Regions from separate parts of the Homo sapiens genome. Here region 1 is linked to region 2. Evidence: chromatin contacts called from ENCODE Hi-C or POLR2A ChIA-PET data. All regions are on one chromosome and are shown on one strand. Each heading gives the region's core, a stretch centred on a gene start or an enhancer-like site at or near the end of the contact. The rest is flanking DNA. Distances are from core to core; before and after follow the strand shown.

What was found. A loop is a pair of places that touch in the nucleus more often than their neighbours do. ChIA-PET counts read pairs that join two places held with the same protein, here RNA polymerase II (POLR2A).
Region 1: a loop to region 2 is called in a map of ovary, with 15 times the contacts of the local background. The contact joins the promoter of LINC02628 here to the enhancer-like site in region 2. A Hi-C loop is called at or near these places in 1 of 168 maps with a recorded cell type or tissue (ovary). POLR2A ChIA-PET finds 5 or more read pairs at or near these places in 2 of 52 experiments (GM12878 and PC-3).

The regions. Positions count from the first base shown.
Region 1 is chr10:33,598,418-33,604,644 of GRCh38, forward strand. It overlaps LINC02628 (long intergenic non-protein coding RNA 2628), which reads right to left and starts at 2,613. Exons shown (of 4, transcript NR_187516.1): 1 at 2,566-2,613.
Region 2 is chr10:33,540,212-33,546,200 of GRCh38, forward strand. No RefSeq gene overlaps it. Among named protein-coding and RNA genes, the nearest start is that of LINC02628, 58 kb to the right of the region's middle. Within about 2 kb of position 2,705, at least 2 of the 41 ENCODE cell types and tissues checked have a DNase peak (open chromatin) inside an H3K27ac peak, as active enhancers do; they include PC-3, where a contact is called at or near this core.

The DNA.
Region 1 (6,227 bases), core at 1,363-3,862, 58 kb after region 2:
GTGAGCCCCCACGCCCTGCTATGTCACCTCTTACCATATTAAAATACAGACACTTGGAGGAAGAATCACTAGATGGGGCGCAGTGGTGAGTGGCTTGTTAAGGAGCCCTGACTGTCCACAGAAATGTCACCTTCCCTTCAAGGTTATATCTTGCTCCTGTTGTTCCTTACGGTGTAATCTAGTGCCTTGAGCACAGGCACGAAAACTTTCTTTTGGCTTTCCTTTATGTAGTTGAAGATGGCAGGACTATGCTAAGTGAAGAAAATAAATATTTGTAATATAAGAATACCATATATGAAGCCTAAAAACATTCCAACACATAGAGCATGTAAAGTAGCTACCCAGGGAGACACAAACTTCTGGTAGAAGGAATCTACCAGAATATAGTAGGAAGTGGGGAGTATTATAGTTACACCAAATGCATATGTCTGTTTACAAAACAACAGAAACAAAAACTTTGGGAAACACTGCTCTATACCCAAAGGACTACCTTTACTTTCTTACACCAGGACAAGGAAAGAGCTCTTTTGCTAAAAAATAAAGCAAAGCAATAATAAGAAAAGCAAATTTAAAAATAGAAACAGAAATCCATTTGCAGTGAGATCTTAAAGCTTATTCTCCCACAGTAACCAGACATGAATTTGGGGTTGCCCTTCTCACATTCCCCCAAACTCCCTCTTGATCAATATTTGCTTTACTCTTCCTCAATGTTTCTCTGTTTATTTTTCCTTTCCAGACAACAGAACTTGTTACAAATGTTGTGTAGAAAGGAGCTACAGTGTGATCCGCACCAGACCTTCTCTAGTCAAGACTGAACCTATGGCTGGGTAGACAAAGTGGCTGCCTAGAAAGTGTATGACTTGAAGGCAGAATGAAAAGGTCCCAACCTGTATTAGTCTATTTTTATACTGGTATAAAGAACTGCCCAAGACTGGGTAATTTATTAAAAAAAAAAAAGATGTTTAATTGATTCACAGTTCAGCATGGCTAGGGAGGCCTCAGGAAACTTACAATCATAGCAGAAGGTGAAGGGAAAGTAAGGCACCTTCTTCACAAGCCGGCAGGAAGGAGAAGTGCTGAGCAAAGGGGGAACAGCCCCTTATAAGACCATCAGATCTTGTGAGAACTCACTCACTATCACGAGAAAAGCATGGGGGAACCACCCCATGATTCAGTGATCTCCACCTGGCCTCACCCTTGACATGTAGAGATTATTACAATTTAGGGTGAGATTTGGGTGGGGACACAGACAACCCATATCACTGCCATTCTCAGATGTATCTCTTCCTTGGTCTCCTTGGAAGCCCTAAATGATGGACTGAATTTCTTTAGACTGAAGTACTGGATGCCCTGTTGAAGTACAGGTAAAAGCTGAGAGAGTGGGTCACTGCCAGGGGATGGTCTGGGCTTTGGTTGTTAAATGCCAAAGCTGCATCTCACCTTAAGCCAACTGCCTGAACTCTCTTTTCATCTTTTCCATAGTTCCTAGGTAGTCACAATTCACTTTTATTCATTCATCCATTAATTCTTTCATTCAGCACATTTATATTGAGGATCATTTACTTAGCATTATGCCCCAAAAATGCATTGTTGAAAAAGACAGATGTTCCTGCCCTTATGGAGATAAAATGGACATTAAACAGCCAATTACACACTAATGCAATCACTATTGATTTACTGATTCAATAATTATATATTAAGCAACTACTCTGTAGTAAGTACTATGCTTGGTGCTGGAAATTTAATAGTTAACAAAAATGTCACATTCTGTGCTTTCATGAAACATGGAACTCATAGTCTAATCAAATATGACATAAGAGAATATAAAATTGTATACGAGGTAAGTGCTACAAAGGAGACACAGCTCTATGAGTATAACAATAAATATAACTACAATAACTTTTAATAGATGTGCAATATAAAAAGAGTAAATTATGACATCGATGACATAAAATGTAAGGGGGGAGTAAAATTGTAGTTTTTATATGTGATCAAAGTTAAGTGGTTATCAGCTTAAAACAAGCTTTTACAAGATTGTTATTTAAGACTCATGGTAATCAGAAAGCAAAAATCTCTAGTAGAAAAACAAAAGATAAAGAGAAAGGAATCTAAGCATACCACTATAAAAAAAAAATCAGGCCAGGCACTGTGACTCACGCCTGTAATCTCAGCACTTTGGGAGGCCAAGGCAGGTCGATCATGAAGTCAGGAAGTTTGAGACCAGCCTGGCCAAGATGGTGAAACCCCATGTCTACTAAAAATACAATAATTAGCCGGGCACAGTGGCAGGCACCTGTGTAAAAAGTAAAGTAGATGTTCCTCTTCAAAGAGACTTTCCTCCCCATCTAATTAGGAATAAATAGTAACTTCTCCTAGAAGCAAAATTTATTCAAAGATCTGTGCTAACATTCTTCAATATCTGCTAGCCGTAATAAAGAAATCAATGTACTTTATGTTCTTAGCTCCCACTATTTAGCCTAAATATTTGCCCTGACAGGCTTATACTGGTTCAAGAAAGCATTAGGTCACAGCCTGTTCTTCCTCATTGTTTGAAGGTGTTTTTACCTTTCTCAGCATTCCACAAGTTACTTGCTCCTTCCTTTGTTCTCCTCTGCCTTTGTCTCTTTTTAAAAATTCTAAGTTGCTAGCCAATCGGGACAAATACAGAATGTGAGGTCCCATTCCAGCCAATGGAAATCGGACACAGCAGTAGGGTGGACGTGTCAGGTTATAAATGACCCTGTCTCCTTTGTTTGGTGTACTCGTCATGGCAAAACCGCTGGCGAGTGTACACTTTCTGCAGAAAGACAAATGGCCTTGCTGAGGAAATTAAATTTATGTTCAAGTCCTATTTCTTTATGGCACCAGGGAACAAGCATTTCTAACAGCCTGTAATCCCAGCTACTCAGGAGGCTGAGGCAGGAGAATCGCTTGAACCGGGAAGGCAGAGGTTGCAGTGAACTGAGATTACACCACCGCACTCCAGCCTGGTGACAAAGTGAGATTCCGTCTCAAAGTAGCAAACAAACAAACAAACAAACAAAAAATTAAATCATAAAGGAGAACTACAGAGAAACAATGGAACAAACTACAAAACAAGCAGAAAACAATCAACAAAATGACAGTGATAAGGCCTTACCTATTGATAATTACTTTAAATATAAATAGATTAAATTATCCAATCATAAAACATAGAAAGACTGAAGAGATTTAAGAAACAAAATTCAGCAATATACTGACTACAGAAGATTCACTTTAGCTTTAAGAATACACATAGGCTGAAAGCTAAAGGAATAGAAAAATACATTCTATGCAAATTGTAACCAAAAGAGAGCAGAGGTGGCCATGCATATATCAGGCAAACTAGACTTTAAGTGAAAAACTGTAAAAGAGATAAAGTCATCATATAATGATCAAAGGGCCAGTTCATCAAGAGGATACAATGATGAATTGTAAATACATATGTACCCAACTTCAGAGCATCTAAATATATAAAACAAATATTAACAGAACTGAAGAGAGAAATAGACAGCAACACGGTAATAGTTGGGGACTTTAATACCACACTTTCAACAATGACTAGATCATTCAGAAAGAAAATCAATAAGGAAACAGTGGACTTGAACAACGCATTAGACCAAATGGATCTGAAAGACATATATAGAACATTCTATCCAACAACAGCAGAGCGCGCATTCTTCTAAACAGCACACAGAATATACTCCAAAATAGAACATATGTTAGGCCACAAAATGAGTCTTAACAAATCGAAGAAGATTGAAGTCATATCAAGTATCCTTTCCAACCACAATAGTATGAAAGTAGAAATCAATAACAGAATGAAGATTGAAAAATTCACAAATATGTGGAAAAGAAACAACACACTCTTGAACAACTAATTAATTAGTCAAAGAAAAAATCAAAAGGGAAATATGAAAATACCTTGAGGTAAACAAAAATGGAAATACAGCATACCAAGATTTATGGGATACAGTAAAAACAGTTCTAAGAGGGAAGCTTATAGCTATAAATGCCTCCATTAAGAGAAAAGAAATGTGGCAAATAAAAATCTTTACAAGGAAGTAGAAAAAGAACAATAAACTAAGTCCGAAGTTAACAGGAGGAAGGAAATAATAAAGATCAGAGCATAAATAAATAAAATGGGGACTAGAAAAACAATAGAAAAGATCAATAAAGTTAACAGTTGGTTTTTTGAAAAGATACATGGAATTGGCTCTCTTAGCTAAACTAACTTAAAGAGATAGAGAAGACTCAAATAAATAAAATTGTAAATGAAAAAGGAGGCATTACACCTGATATCACAAAATGCAAAGGATCATAAAAGACGACCACGAACGATTATATGACAACAAACTGAATAACCTAGAAGAAATGGAATTTCTAGAAACACACAACCGACTGTAGGGGCCAAGGGAAAACTTTCCCTTTGCCCTCTGAAGGTTCACTGAAAATGAACTGAAAAGGGCGGATTAATAAAAGAAAAAGCATACAAATTTATCTATGTGCAAAGAGAGGGAAATCACAAAGTGCAATGAAGTACAGATGGTTCTATACCCTTCTTAGAGGACGGGGAGATAGGGAAGTGTGTAGGAGTAGTAAACGATTTTTAGGGGAATTCAATGGGCTTGAAGAACGTATAATGGCCTAGAAAAAAAGTCTGTTGGGCCCACAGAGCAGACATAATGGTTTGTGAGAAAAGTCTCTCCAGGTGTGTTGACAGACTTCAGTCTTTCTTTCTGCCATATGAGTTCAGTTCATGAAAACTTAAGAAAGGGAGCAGAGGTGATTGTTTTTTTCTTGAATGGGTCCAAACTTCTGGCAGATAAGGGAACTTCACAGAACAACTTCATCCTTTGCTTTGAGAGAGACAAAGAAATGAGAGGCAGGAGAAGGAGGAAGGTCCGAGAGACCTTGAAGCTTCTTCAGTTCATCATGTCAAAGTGCCATATTTTGGGGTATCAGTTTCTGAGCCCCAACAGGGGTAAACATAAAGCTTGCTTTCTCAAACAAGCATTCCAACATCCAACAGCTCTGTTAATTTCCAAGAGTACTGTAAAATATATTTTTTCAACCAAATTATATGAATGATCTGGTTAAAAAAGACTTTACAATAAATACATAATATACTTTTAGTACTAATAAAACCAAGAAAGACTGCTTAAAATAAAGACATAATATGCTTATACTACTATTTTAAAAAAGAAAGACTGCTTACACAAAGGAATTAAATTATACCGAATTTAACAGGACACACACACCCTCACTTCTAAGGTAATATCTGAAAAATATTCTCTGATTAATGAAATTAAAAGGCATAAGCATGATCTGTAAAAAGTAACAGGATTTCAATCCTAATAATTAATATATTAACTAATTCCAGAAGCAGATCAAGTGATACTAAAAAGCTTCTGCATACCAAAGGGAACAAGCAACAAAGTTAAACGGAAGCCTATAGAATGGGAGAAAATGTTTGCAAACCTCACATCTAATAAGGGGTTAATATCCGAAGTATAGGCTGGGTGGGGTGGCTCATGCCTGTAATTCCAGCACTTTGGGAGGCCGAGGAGGGCGGATCACCTGAGGTCAGGAGTTTGAGACCAGCCTGGTGAACATGATGAAACCCTGTCTGTACTAAAAATACAAAAATTAGCTGGGCGTGGTGTTGTGTGCCTGTAATCCCAGCTACTTGGGAGGCTGAGCTAGGAGAATTGCTTGAACCCGGGAGGTGGAGGTTACAGTTAACCAAGACGGTGCCACTAGCCTGGGTGACAGAGTGAGGCTCTGTCTCAAAAAAAAAAAAAAAAAAAAAAAAAAAAAAAAAAATCCAAAGTATACAGGGAACTCCTGCTAGTCAATAGCAATAATCATCATCATCATCATCATATTTTTAAAATGGGCAAAGAGTGGAATAGATATTTCTCAAGAAAAGACATACAAATGGCCCACAGGTAACTGAAAAAGTGCTCAACATCACGAATTATTATACATAAATCAAAATCACAATGAGCTATCACCTCATACCTGTTAGGGTCCTAATTATTGAAAAAGCAAAATATAACAAGTGTTTGGGAGAATATGGGGAAAAGGAACCTTGGTACACTGTTGGTGGGAATGTAAATTGTTACACTCATTAAGGAATACCATAAAGGTTCCTAAAAAAATTGAAAGTAGAACCACCATGTGATCCAGCAATCCCACTTCTAGAT
Region 2 (5,989 bases), core at 1,455-3,954:
AAATTTGAGTTGATTGACAATTAAAACACAAAATTTGTAAGATGCAGCTAAAGAACTGCCTAGAGTGAAGTTTATCATTGTCAATGCCTTACTAGAAAGAAAAAAAGCTTAACATTAATAGTCAAGTTTCCATGTTCGTTAGGAAAAAAAAGAAGAGCAAGTTAAAACTGAAAGTAAATAGAATTAAAATTTAAAAACAGAACTCAATGGAATCAAGTCAAACAATAAAAAATATTAACAATGCCAAAAGTCATTTTTTTAAAAGGTCAACAAAACTGATACTCCTAGCAGAACTAATCAAGATATTGCCAATAATGGGATTTTAAAAAGAAGGAAGTCTTACTACAGATCCTACAATCATTACAAGGACAATAAAGTAACATGATGGCAAATTTGTATAAACAAACTTGCGAATTTAGAAGAAATGGACAAATTGCTTGATAACACCACTTACCAAAACTGATTCAAAAAGATATAGAGTATCTGAATTGTCCTGTATCTATCAGAGGAATTGAATTTCTATTAAAAATTTTTCCCCACAAAGATACATCTATACTCAGATGATGTCATTGGTGAGTTCAAACTTTGAAGTAAGGAATAATGCAAAACTTGGCCAAAGGCAGTGGCTCATGCCTGTAATCCCAGCACTTTTGGAGGCGGAGGCGGGAGGATCACCCACGGTCAGGAGTTCAAGACCAGCCTGGCCAACATGGTGAAACCCTGTCTTTACTAAAAATACAAAAAATTAGCTGGGCATGGTGACGTGTGCCTGTAATCTCAGCTACTTGGGAGGCTGAGATGGGAGAATTGCTTGAACCCAAGAGGCAGAGGTTGCAGTAAGTTGAGATCGTGCCACTGCACTCCAGCCTGGGAGACACAGCAAGACTCTGTCACACACACACACACACACACACACACACACACAAAAGAATAATGCAAAACTTAACACAAACTCAGAAAGTAAAAGAGGAAGGCACACCTTCCAACTAATTTTAAAAGATTAGAATAACCCTGGCACAAAAACCTGACAAAGAGATTATAAGAAAAGAAATTTATAAAACAATATTCCTCATGATCATAGATTTTAAAAACCTCTCTTCTAAAATATTGGTAAAGTGAATTCAACAATGTATAAATAGAATGACTGTCATGACCAAATGGAGTTAATCCCAGGGATGCAGTTTCTGTTCAGCATTAAAAATTAATATGTGGATCCTCTGCATTCAGTTAAGAGATGTAAAGGGTCAGAAAGAGCCTTATTCCCAGCCTCCCAGCCTTACAATAAGAAAATGAAAGCTTAATCAAGTGAAAATTAGTGACCTTTCTTGAATTCATTAGAGATCTGACATGGCAGGGAAAGAACCTAAAATCTGGGGAGAGGCCAGGACCTACAAGGTGCAACAGGACTCAGGCATTTGCTTACCTAGGGCAGATGCCATTGCATGCTGTATAATTTGGAAAGGAGATTCAGCTTAGAAATTGTAATGAACTGCTCCAGGTCACATATGGATGTGGAGCCACCGGGTCCCAGAGATAGAAATATTTGCATCCTCTTGCAGTCCTGTCTTCCAAGGGTATGATGAGACACTCAAAGAGAAGATAGGGAAGACTCCTAAGAAAGTTTTCCTAATTGTGCTGACTTGGGGGAGGGAATAGTAGCTACTCCCGAAACACTTCCCAGACCCATCTCCCATATCTCCCCTATGGAACAAAAATCTTAAACTACAGGGCAAAAAATGATAACAATTGTCAGTTTAGGGCACTGGCGAAAATCCATTGAAATTGCAGGAAAGGAAGAGAAAAAATTAAACTCTACTCTGAGGGTGGCAGCCCAGGACTACAGCTGGTACAAGCTTAAATCCACAGTGACTGCCTCATTTTAAGGCTTGGTGAGAGAATACACCCCTTCCGGCTCTCCCTACCACCATGCTAACAAGTGTTGAGTAAAAGTAACCTACAGCTGAGATTGCTGCAAAAGACAGATTCTCTCTAGGAAACAATACAGAAGGAAGACCCTAAGGTAAGAAGGGAGTAGATACTGAGGGGGAAGAAAAACTAGGAAACAGTGCAGAAGGAAGAACTCTAAGGTAAGAAGGGAGTAAACACTGAGGGGGAAGAAAAACCCTCTGGCAAATTAGCTCACATCCTAAACACAAGGTATTGCTAGAGGAATTTGAGGCTATGGTGCACTGAAAATAATCACGATAGTCCTCCCTTATCCATGGGGGATATGTTCCAAGACCACCAGTGAATGCCTGAAACCTCAAATTGTGCCAAACCTGATTGCTGTCAGTGGGAATATGTCTCTGTTTATGTCTTCCACCCACAAATTTAGTGCCTTTCCCATCTTTATAAGCCTTTATCATGGACTATGGTTGTAACTTTTGCAGTTTGAGGTGCAACAGCAAAACTAGTACAAATTTCGTTTTTCTTCTTTACAATTTCATGGATAGAAGATTCATTCTTACCATAGATCTTAGCAACCTCAGCATATAATTTTCATTATTTATTAAGTTGAGAACTTTCACATTTTCACTTAAAGGAAACGCTTTATAATTTCCCTTTGGCATATTCTAATTGCCAGCATCATTACTGTGGTACTTGGGACTATTATCAACTAAAATAAGGGTTACTTAACACAAGCTCTGTGATACCATGACAGTCACAGTTGATCTGATAACCGAGTTGGCCATTGAGTGACTAATGGTGATTGGTGTTTATAGCATGGAGATACTGGACAAAGGAATGATTCACATCCTGGGCAGGATGGAGTAGGATGGCACAAAATTTCATCACACTACTCAGAATGACATGCAATTTAAAACTTATACATTATTTCTGAAATCTTCCATTTAACATTTTTGGGTCACAATTGATTACAGTTAACTAAAACCATGGAAAGTGAAACTGGATAAGGGAAAACTATGTTATGGCAACAACAAACCTCAAACCCAGATCAACTCCTGACTATATTAACACAAAACCTTCCACTAAAGGCCTGGCAGCAAGAAAGACATGTATCTTTGTCCTTTGCAACATGCCCAACTTTCAACCAAAAAAAATGTATGAGACATAGGAAAAGGCAAAGAAAACCCACAGTCTGAAGAGACAAAGCAATCATATACAACCATCACAACTAAGATATGACACATACATGGACCTATCAAACACAGGATTTAAAATGACTGTGATTAATATGGTAAAAATGCTAATGGAGAAGATAGAAAACATGCAAGTTCAGCTAGATAATTTCAACAGAAAGATGGAAACTATAAAAAAGAATAATATGAAAATACTAAAAAACAAAAACACAGTAAAAGAGCTGAAGATTGTCTTTGAGGGACTCAACAGTAGACTTGACAGCCACAGAAGGAATCAGTGAACTGGATAGAGATCAATAGAAATTCTGCAAACTAAAGTACAAAAAAAAGAAGAGTAGAGGAGAAAATCCCCACAACACAGTATCCAGGAGTGTTACACCATATCTAATTGTCTAAAATGTACATAATTGAAATCCCCAAAGAATAAGTGAAAGAGAATGAGACTGAAGAAACATTTGAAGAAATAATAGCAGAAGATTTTCCAAGCTAATAACAAACACCAAAGTATAGATCCAAGAAGCTCAGAGAACACCAAGAAGGATAAATATAAAAACAAACACACAATAAGATCATCCAGGCATATCATATTCAGACTGCTGAAAATCAAAGACAAGAAAATCATGAAGGCAGGCACCCTCTCCCTCAGAGGTACATTACCTACAGAGGAACAAGGATAAGAATATATCGCACTTCTCATCAGAAACAAGTCAGCCAGAAAATAACGGCTTACTATTTTATTTTTAAAGTTCTGAAAGAAACTATCAACCCAGAATTCTATATCCAGAGAAATTAATAAAATATAAAGACTTTCTCCAGCTAACAAAAACTAAGAGAATGAATGCATTGGTAGCAGATTATCTTATAAGAAATGTTAAAGGAACTTCTTCAGGCTGAAGAAATATGATAGGTCAGAAACTTGAATCTTCCAGCCTGGCCAACATGGTGAAACCCTGTCTCTACTAAAAATACAAAAATTAGCCAGGTGTGGTGATGCATACCTGTAATCCCAGCTACTCTGAGGCTGAGGCAGGAGAAGCGCTGGAACCTGGGAGGCAGAAGTTGTAGTGAGCCAAGATCAGGCCACTGCACTCCAGTCTGAGCAGCAGAGTGAGAACCCATCTCAAAACAACAACAACAACAAAACCTTGAATCCTTGAATCTACACAAGGAAATGAAGAGAATTGGAAATGGAATAAATTGAGGCAAAATATAATTTTTTCTTGTTATTAGTTGCTCTAAAAGCTAATTTTCATAGCAAAAATAGTAAAATATGTTGTGTGTTTATACCACATCGTTACCCAACAAACGAAACAGTATAATTTAAGTTAGACACAAATTATTTAAAAATGTATATTGTAACTCCTAAGACAACCACTAACAGTTATTTTAAACAAGTTAAATAATAATTCAATAGAGGAGATAAAATTAAATTATGATGCTTAATTAAACCTAGAGAAGGCAGAAAAAGAAGAAAAAATTAACAAAGACAAATGGGGCAAAAAGAAATCACATTTCAAGATAGTTTAACCCAACCATTAAAAAAAATCAGTAAATATGAAAAGTCTAAACACACCAGTTGTTCATAGTATCCTTGTATTATCTTTTTAATATCTGTGGGGTCAATAGTTATGTACTCTTCATTTTTACATTGGTAATCTATGTCTTCATTTGTTTTTTTCTTGATTAGTCTGACACAGAAGATTAAATAGCACATGATTTCATTTATATAAAATTCTGGCATCTGTCCTGGGAAAAGTTCAGTTATTTCCTGCATTTGCTGAGACAGGAGGTTCTATAGGGATGATGAAGTGATGACTGTGAAAGGGTACCATGGAACTACTTTGGGGGTCATGGACATATTGACTTGATTGGTCATGGAAATATTGACATATACGTATGTGTATATATGTATATGTCATATACATATATGAATATATGTATACATACACATATGTACATATGTTTATGTGTATACATACATACATATATATGCCACATACTTATTGAGCACATACAAATGTGTGCATTATATTGTACACAATTTATATCTCAATATCATTGATTGAAAAAAGAACTCAGTAGCAGAACAAAAGCCACAATATCCGTCTTTAATTTCCTGCGTCTTTGACAGCAGCAAATCTGTAAATCTGTTCACATCCAAATTTGAAATGCCAGTATGGTGAGCCTTGGCCACCTTGGTCTTTTGCAAATAGTGTGTCCAGACCCTTAGGACACAAAGATCAACTCTTCCATAAAATATAAAAGTAAATAATAATGATGGGCAAATTTAAAGTTTTGTGTTAATGTGATCTATAGTAAGCTTGGTTGGCAAAAATGCTCTTTGTAATCCAGAGATAACATTTTTAAAGTTTTCTAATGACAATGGTTTATACTAAGATTTTATGACCCTTCAGCATTTAGAATCTAGTCCTCTAACAACTTTACCTTAATGATTATATAGTAAGTTGTGTCTCTATAATCTATAAAAACTTCCCAAGAATTTATGTTTTATCAATTTATTATGTATTTGTTGCTATTTTATATTCTACATGTCATAAAAACTTTTAGAGGAGCTAAAGATGAACCCTTCAGTGTTTTCATAACTTAAGGGAAAAAAGGAAGCAGTAGACATTTTACCTTCCAGACCCAACTGAAGATACAAAACCAACTGATGATACAAAACCAACACATGTGAGGATAGGAATGATCTGAAATTTCCCTTTCTCATTTAAATGAGAAGCGGAGCTCTGGTCTGCTTAGTCCAGGGAATAAAATTCTGTGGAAGGAGCCAAATCATTAAACTTCTGCCTTTGGTGCAGCTCTTTTAATTTCTTTGGCACCATGGTGAGTCAAGGTAGACCCTGAGAAAACAGCAGCAGGAACCAGGA